3 separate regions of the Homo sapiens genome follow, and regions 1 and 3 are each linked to region 2. The links are chromatin contacts, found by Hi-C or POLR2A ChIA-PET in ENCODE. All regions are on one chromosome and are shown on one strand. The core of a region is the stretch at or near the end of the contact, and the rest is flanking DNA. Distances in the headings are between cores, read along the strand shown.

The links. A loop is a pair of places that touch in the nucleus more often than their neighbours do. ChIA-PET counts read pairs that join two places held with the same protein, here RNA polymerase II (POLR2A). Pooled maps may share reads with other maps.
Region 1: a map of mucosa of descending colon shows a loop between it and region 2 (2.2-fold over the local background). The contact joins the promoter of HDAC9-AS1 here to the enhancer-like site in region 2. A Hi-C loop is called at or near these places in 2 of 168 maps with a recorded cell type or tissue (PC-3 and mucosa of descending colon) and 1 of 50 pooled maps.
Region 3: a loop to region 2 is called in a map of MCF 10A, with 9 times the contacts of the local background. The contact joins two enhancer-like sites. A Hi-C loop is called at or near these places in 2 of 168 maps with a recorded cell type or tissue (MCF 10A and PC-3) and 5 of 50 pooled maps. POLR2A ChIA-PET finds 5 or more read pairs at or near these places in 1 of 52 experiments (MCF 10A).

The regions. Positions count from the first base shown.
Region 1 is chr7:18,900,480-18,903,378 of GRCh38, reverse strand. It overlaps HDAC9-AS1 (HDAC9 antisense RNA 1), which reads left to right and starts at 1,387. Exons shown (of 3, transcript XR_927081.3): 1 at 1,387-1,440. All of the region lies in intron 22 of HDAC9 (histone deacetylase 9), which reads right to left.
Region 2 is chr7:18,976,958-18,979,793 of GRCh38, reverse strand. All of the region lies in intron 25 of HDAC9 (histone deacetylase 9), which reads right to left. Among named protein-coding and RNA genes, the nearest start is that of HDAC9-AS1, 76 kb to the right of the region's middle. Within about 2 kb of position 1,438, at least 4 of the 41 ENCODE cell types and tissues checked have a DNase peak (open chromatin) inside an H3K27ac peak, as active enhancers do; they include PC-3, where a contact is called at or near this core.
Region 3 is chr7:18,865,346-18,868,045 of GRCh38, reverse strand. The region is part of intron 21 of HDAC9 (histone deacetylase 9); the gene reads right to left. Among named protein-coding and RNA genes, the nearest start is that of HDAC9-AS1, 35 kb to the left of the region's middle. Within about 2 kb of position 1,290, at least 2 of the 41 ENCODE cell types and tissues checked have a DNase peak (open chromatin) inside an H3K27ac peak, as active enhancers do.

The DNA.
Region 1 (2,899 bases), core at 138-2,637, 76 kb after region 2:
GATTTTGGTCTAACACCATTGCTTAGGCGCCACACAAGTATTTTACGTAAACTATGAATAAAATGCAGTTGTCATCTATGTTTTACAAATGAGAAAACTGGGATTTAAAAAAATTAACAACTTGCCTAAAGTCATGTTATTGCTTAGAAGGGCCAAGTCAGGACCCAAATGCAGGTTTATTTAGTTCCACAGCCCTTGCTATAGTTAACCATCAGGCTGAAATTCCATCATTTCTCAAAGCACCTCCTTTCTCCTACTCTGATCAAACATGTATTCTCTGGCCTGAACATGTAAAATTGTTTTCAAATTGCTCATGCAAGAAAATTGCTGAATATATTTGTTCATATTCCCCTACATAACTGTGTATCATGCTTTATTATATCAGACTGACTAGCTCTGCACAATTGGTTTTGCTTACCCCTTAGCACAATGCCATATGTAAATAAATACTATTACTATAGATGATTATACTCATTAGAAAACACTCAAAGGAACGAGACTGCAGAGATTCCTGGAATCAGAAAATTTGTACATGTAAACTAGAGACATATTTCACTTATAAATAGTGTGAAATTTCTTTTTCCAAACTTTTCCATTCCTCAGATATTAAAATCAAAAGTGTTCCTTATTTGTTTATGTGCTAATTCAAATACGTAGCTAAATAATTATATTTTAGGAAATCCAACAAGATATCCTGAGGTAAGCATATTTTTATTTATTTCAGTGATGCAGTTCATTCAATCATTTCCCCCTGCCCTTGTCAATTGTTTCAGTTGCTCACAGGCAATTCTATTAGAAATAAAATATTGTTAGAGGGGGTTCTCAAAACTGCTTTATCTTCATTATATTGAAAATTCTATTCCAAACGAATCTTTGGGGAAATCTTTTTTACTCACATACTTTTCTTTCATAGTTTGGTTTCAAACACAGAGAGTTATTCCTGCCAAAGCCTCATTTTTCTCCTTCTTTTTTGGCTAAAAGCAATCTTCTGGAGCCTGTTCATTCCCCTACCCCTCCACAGATCTCACCATGATGACTCTCCTAAGGACACATTAGAGGGCTTTGCCCTAATCCATATTTTACTAAACAGCCCCAGGAGTGAGAAGAACCTTCACTAGGATTTGATTAAACAAATTCTTAAAGCCAATAAAACGTTTTCAAGTTGTAAGAGAAAGCAGCATTAGTGCATGTTCCCAAGCAGGGCAGACATTTCACTGTTGTCATCCTTAAGGAAGACAGTTTGGGATGCAGTACATTCTCCCTGAGACTCATTCCAGAGGCTTCAGCCTCCAGCAACAGTTGCCTGTGAGGGTAGCTTTATTGCATAGCACAATGCAGTTGTGACTGAAGCTGTTTCCAAACACTTTAGGGCAATTTCATGTGTAACTTTTCCTCTGCCACTTTACAGGGTTCCTGAAAGGGTAGAAGAAAATACAGTAGGTAAGGCCAGACAAAACTTGTGACTAAATTGAATCTGGCATAAAATAATAATATGACATACTCTTGGGACAAATAAAAAAGAAAGCTGCTTGTTAAATGCAGTAGATTAGAAATGTATATATGCAGATGTGAACATTTAAAAGATTAAAAATACTGGACTGATATATGGAAACAACTTTTATGATTAAATAAGATAAGTTATGAAAACAATCCTATTGGATGTTCAGGAAATGTTTAAAACGAACCAAGTGGGTTGAGATATAGTTGGTTCATGGCCATATTTATATGTGGTAAAATACCCATACTATACAATGAGGTTAAGTCTAGCAATTATGTGGTTAATTTGGTCACTCTCCATAATCATAGAGATTCATTTGTTGGGGGTGGGATCCCCTACAGGCATTGGATTCTCCCAGTTGACTGGTAATAATAACAAACAGGCTTACCAGAAACAAACAGTTGTAAAGTCTCCACTATATTACGTGTTCAATTGATGCAGTTGAAATATCAAACCTAGCTTTTCTTTTCCCTAATGTCAGCAATGCAGACAAATAACAGGCGTTTGGAAAAAAGAGGATTTTTTTTAACTCTGAGATATTTTAATTCTGTCCCAGCAGAGAGTCAAAGAATCACAGGAACAAAATATATTATTCATACAATTTTATATATATATATATGTATATGTATATATGTGTGTGTGTGTGTGTGTGTGTGTGTATATATATATATATGTATATATAGTATATATACAGAGAGAGAAAGAGAGTCTGATCTGTTGCAGTATTGGAGCCTTGGGAATAAAGTATCTTTTTGGGAATCTCTGTAGTATATTATTAGAAGATCATGATTAATGTCACAGGACTTAAGCAATCTTTGAAAAGAAGTCAAAATGTGCCACAAAAATTCACTTGATTGTGCCAGTGGGAATATTTCCTAACATAGTCCCAAACTTCAAAAACAGTATAAAGCATGCAAATGGAGTAAGGGGCGGGGTCCATCCATTTCTTCCCAAGTATATTTAATCTATTTAACAGAAAAATGTTGGGAAAGTTGTGGCTCTTATTAGCATGAGAAAAGGGCATCCAGTGGTATCTATACACTAGACTGTTCACATGTTGTTTTTCCCAGGGTAGGGGTGGTATTCGTACTTCTTATTGCTTTATGTCACCAGTCTGTAACCCAGATTGTAACTTTAAGATGTTATCTTCTGGCTGCTCAGATAAACAGCCCATTATGTTTTTATGGTGGGCAGTTCTGAATCCTCAGGGAATTAGAAGATATTGGCTAAAGTTTGTGGCTCCCTGCTAGACTATCAAGGGGTCCATGGGATCTTGTCCGGACTATGACTTTAAGCAAACACCTCTCTCATAATGGTATTCTCACACTGCCTTCTTGGCCATGGACTTCAAAAGCTGATTGCAGGGAGGGCCAGAAAGGCAATAACCCTTAATATAGCAGG
Region 2 (2,836 bases), core at 189-2,688:
AAGTGTGTGGCACCTTCCCCTCCACTCTCTCTCTTGTTTGCTTCTGCTTTTGCCATGTGATGTACCCGCTCCCCAATCACCTTCCTCCATGATTTTAAGCTTCCTGAGGCCTCTGGAGAAGCCAAGCAGATGCCAGGAACTTGCTTCCTGAAAGTCCTGTGGAACTGTGAGCTAATTAAATCTCTTTTCTTTATAAATTACCCATTCGCAGCTATTTATATAATAGCAATGCAAGAACAGCCTAACGCACATACTTAGTTATCTAAGTTGTCTAAATAAGTTCTTAGTTACCTAAACAAGTACTTAACATAATGGTATCATAGAATAAAATAAGAGGGGTGAATAATTTGTGCAACATTTAGCTTCTAGAAGCCTTTGGAGACACAATCCCATTGGGATGGGCTATTTGAGGAAAATCATGTTTCTAAGTACATTAGATATGAATGTATATTTAATAATGGTCTATATTTCTATATAAATCTTAAGATTCAGGAAAATGGGGTTTTTGATGTCATTGGAACTATTGATAAGCCATTCAAAGCTCAGGTAGATGATACTTGGATTTAGCTGATTATTACACTGTTATATTCACAAACTAGATAGTTACCCAAAAAACAAAGTGGTCAGACTTTGAATAATATGTTTTCTCATGTTTCTGTATTATCTAATGACATGAAACCATCACGTTCATGAGAAAGGTTGCCAAAAGTTGAAAGTTAAATGATTAAAGAGACAACTATTCTGGATTTTGTTAAAAAAAAATGTAACACGATTTACAGGTCAAAATGACAACTGCAAATCTAACTTTCAAGTTTGTTTGGTTTTTGTGTTAGTTAAAAAAAAAACACACACACACAAAGTCACCAAGTTAGGCATTCTAGAGTGCAAATGTGCTCCTAAAAACCTAACAGTTGATCATCTTGAAGTCTTGATTGCCTTTCCAAATCTTTTCTTGATCTTCAGCAGAGCCTGAACTGATATCCAAGAGTAAACCTGAGTACTGTACTGACCTTTCCAAAGTAGAAGCATTTTGAAACAGATAGTCAACAAATGCAAACTACAATTGTTTAAAGGTACACATTCCTAGCAAACAATAAGAAAACTTCTTGCTTCTAAGTAGTATGCTATATGTGACCAGACGTATATATTTAATTTTCTTTGACTATATAACTTGGATCCCTTCAAGATTTTTTGTGTTGTTTTGTTTTGTTGACCCATCAATCATTTTTTTGATCAAGTCTTTTGCCCCCAGAAAAGTATGTGTTATGTTTGAAAATTAACTATCCCCAAAAGGAATTCCCACATATCAGCCTTTTCCTAGTAATTTATTCTTCAAGGCCCATCAATGTAGTTATAAAAACGAAATGACTATCTGCACTGTGTTGTCATCCCCTCCCCCATCCAAGAAAAACGAACAAAAAATACTTACAATGGTTCTTAGCCAGGAGCATTTTATCCCTTATTCACTAGTGGTAAATGAGTCAGATATGAGTTGGCCAGGAAAAGAGCTGCTTTACCCAAAATCTTAGTATGAAATGAGTCATCTCACTCCAAACACCAATATGTTCTCCAAAATAACTGGCAAGAATTTCCTATAAAAGGAATCTTGCCTTCACTCTTTTCCATCCATTTAGCTCTCTGATTTTTCTAATTTTTCAATTTCCTGTGTGCTTATAATATTGCATTCATAAGAAAAGCCCAGAAACGTTTCCGCCACTTTATCTCATTTTGAAAGCCATCTTTCCTGTTTGAGTAGGGGGACAATACTGATAGTATTCCCCTGAAAAGAGTAAATGCTCTGTGGCTTTTCAGAGCATTCTCTCTCTCTCTTTCTGTGTGTGTGTGTGTGTGTGTGTGTGTGTGTGTGTGTGTGTCTGTCTGTCTGTCTCTGAGGAAATTCATGCATGGTTCAATTGAAATGCAAGAGCCAGTTCTAGAAGAATTCTTCTTTTCCTCTGCTGAAAAAGGGAGTTCAGTTCAAAGCCATCAGAAATATTTCAAGCAAAACTATTTTTCTTCCCACAAGAAAAATCAATCACAATAGATATAATCTGTCTAAAAGTGATAAATGAACATGAAACCAGGCTACACTCTTTGACTCTGCTTTCCTGCACATCAGAACATTCACATTCTCTCTCTGCCATCAGATGAAGCTTAAAATAAAAATCACTGTGGACTGAAGCCAAGGTTAAATCTCTATAGACTACCATGAGTCAAGCACACTATTTACCTGAGGATAAACAACTTTGCCTACAGGGCCAATTCCTGCCAAACTGCTGAGATTTTTATATTACTTGAGGCTCATAACATCACTTATTATTGTTAATTATTCTAAGCTCTGCAATTTAACAGGCAAAAATATTTACAATTCATTTCACTCAGGTTGGAATTTAGCTTCGTTTTTCTATATTAAATTCTAAAGAATAGCTATGCTCCTTTTATATCCAACACTAACAGATGTTAGTTTCCTCAGTTTTATGGCTCTCAGATGACAGACAACTAACTGTTTTTGGCCTTCGGAATAATTGCAACACCTTTGGATTATGAACTTGGTTCAGTTCTTAGCTGGGAACGGCAGGGGGTTAGTTCTTATTATCAAAGATGTAAAGTAAGTTTTCCCTTATGCTCTAGATATTCATATAAAGTTATCTTTCAATAGAGTAATATACAACTTTTCCCCCTTATTGCTAATCTGCTGTTTAAGTGGTTATGGTAAGAGAAAATAATTGCATAAAAATAAAATCTCTTATTCATTTTATCTCCTGTTCTTGGCCAAAACAAGATGTTAAATCCATTAAACTCTGAGTATCCAGTAAAAGCAAGAAAGTAGAACTGT
Region 3 (2,700 bases), core at 41-2,540, 110 kb after region 2:
TAATTTCAAAGAAATGCTGGAAAATATTTTAGCCTTGAAACAAAGACATGCTGTTATGAAAAAGAACAATCAAAGAACAAGGGAAGTACTTAAAGATAAAAACTAAAATTGCATAACTTAAAAAATTAGTAGACGATCTGAAGAAATAAAATTGAAGAAATCGCCCAGAAGAGGAAGCAAATAGGTAAAGTATAAAATAGATGGGAAAATATAAGACACAGAGGGTCATTGCAGAAGTCCTATATTTAAATAATAGGAGTCCCTGAGAGACCCAAGAAAAGAGAGGAGAGGAAATGATCAACTTACGACAGAAGATAATTTTTCGGAACTAAAAATACTCAAGTATATGAATTTGATTAGTCCAACCAGTGTGAAGCTCTACGTATTTTTTTAAAAAATACACACTTGTCAGATCCTAAGAGAGCCTTAAAAAGAAAAAACGTGTCCTCAAAGAATCAGAAAATGATATTGACAGCAAAGTCCTAATCAGTAACACTGAATGTTTTTACATTCTGAGGGAAAATTATTTTTAAACTTTAATGCTGCTTGCAGCTATCACATACTAGTATTTAAGTATGTGACTTAAATACTTTAAAACATTTTAGGGCTCAGAAATTTATGTTCAATGCTCCCTTTCCGAATAACTTACTTGACAATGTACTTTTGCAAAGCAAGAAAGTGCATCAAAGAAAGAATGAGGCATGGGACCAAGTACTGGATATGCCATCGTAGGAGAATAAGGAGGATTCACTGGTGATTTGCACCTACGTTGCTTTGCTAGAAAACACATGATTGAAGCAATAACAATGGCATATATGCTTTTTTGTCCTCACCTACCAATGGTTATTCTGTCATGCTCTTCTTGAAGAACAACCCTCTTCCTTCTTCCCTGCATGTCTCCACCCCTGGTGAAACCCATGCTAGTGAGAATAAACCAAACTTATAAAAATAAAAGGAGACAGAAAGAGTACTACCACTAACATAAAGAGATACAAATCATGTGACTAGATGCTAAACACAGTAAGCAGAAAAGAATTCCACTTTAAATTTCTTTCCATGAGATTTGGAACAATTGATTCTGATTCTGAACTTCCTCAGAATCAGATTTCTGGAACTATTTCATCTCTAGTCAATGGCCAAACAATTGGTTGCACTGACATTGAGTCAAGTGTTGTCCTTAAGTTGAACCACACTAGTAATTTCCCATGACTCACCCCAGCATGTGCTGAGTGAACGGCATAAGACGCTACCCACTCATTTGACGTGCTCAGTTGCAAGAAGGGAACTCCCATAGGACCAGAACTTTGGCTTGGTTCCACAGCCTGCAACTCAAAATTATAAAGCAAATTTCACAACATCTTAACTTATAAAGTTACTCAACAATATTTTTATATTCATTTAGAAGTAATTTATTGAGTCCCTGCCATATGGGAAGCACTGGGATGGTGCTGGGATTCAAAAATGCAAATATGTTGTAACTCTGCCTTCAAAAAGGTCATAGGTTAGAAGGAAAGGCAGGTGGAAAACAAACCCAGGCACACACAGTGTACTGAGGGACAGAGGAGAGCGGGCAACCAACAAGGAAGAAACAATGTGAAAGTCCACCAGAGAGGATGTGTAAAGTGAGTTAGGACATCAGTTATAGGCCAGGGTTCACAGCAAAGTCCCTGATCTCTTGCCTTCATGGCAAGACACTATATAAATAAACAAGTAAGCATGTAATAAGGACTAAGGTGAAAAACAAATTGTACAGAAAGTCACGGGGGTGGTGCACGTTGAGACAGGGGTACCTAGAGAAGGCCGTTCTGAGGTGGACATAGCCCTGCAGTGGAAGGGTCTTCCACATATTCAGGGCATCAAAAGAATGTCACTGTGGCTCACACAAAGTGAATGAAAGGAAAGATGGTTGGAAATGGGATGAGAAAGGTGGCATAAAGCCAGTTCATGTAGCATCTCGTAGGCCACTGTGAGGACACTGGATTTCATTCTGAACAAGAGTGGAAACTCAAAAGTTTTGAGTAGGCAGTTATATGATCTTATATGTCACCTCTGAGACAGCAGATTCTGATCCCCTGTATAATTTATAATAGCATATTATAATCATGCAAATGTAAATTATAGGTGAAAATCCAAGCCTACCTTTTTTCTCTATAGTCTAATTGTATGTCATTGCATGAAAGCATCATATTATAAAATTATACCTTTTCAAATGGTACAAAAACTTTTATTTCTTTTAGGTTTTTCTGGCAAAAACAAAAATGCACATTATAGACTGCACATTTTTTCATGCATTCACCTATGTTTGTGCATGAAGTACAAGGAAAAGAGGCTCCCAAAGTGGTGAAGGCAGCACATCAAAGAACTGTCTATACAGATTCCAGGCAGCTGTTGTGGCTGCTAGTGCTGCAGAACAGCCCCCAGTGCCTCACACAACACAGGCCCTGTAGGGTCCTTGTGGGGGGCACTAAATGAAGGTTTACCATGGGCATTTGTGGAAAAGCGTCAGCACTAGGAGCGCTAAGCACACCAGGTATAATTGGTGTTCTCCTCTAGCTCCACCAGCCCAGACCTGAATAAGTCCTGCTCTTCTTCCTTAGCATTCACCCTCCAACTCTTCACACCACCAACACACACACATTGCCCCCTTCTCTCTTTTACCACTCCCTTTTTTATTGCCTCAATTTTTCATCTTTGGCAGCT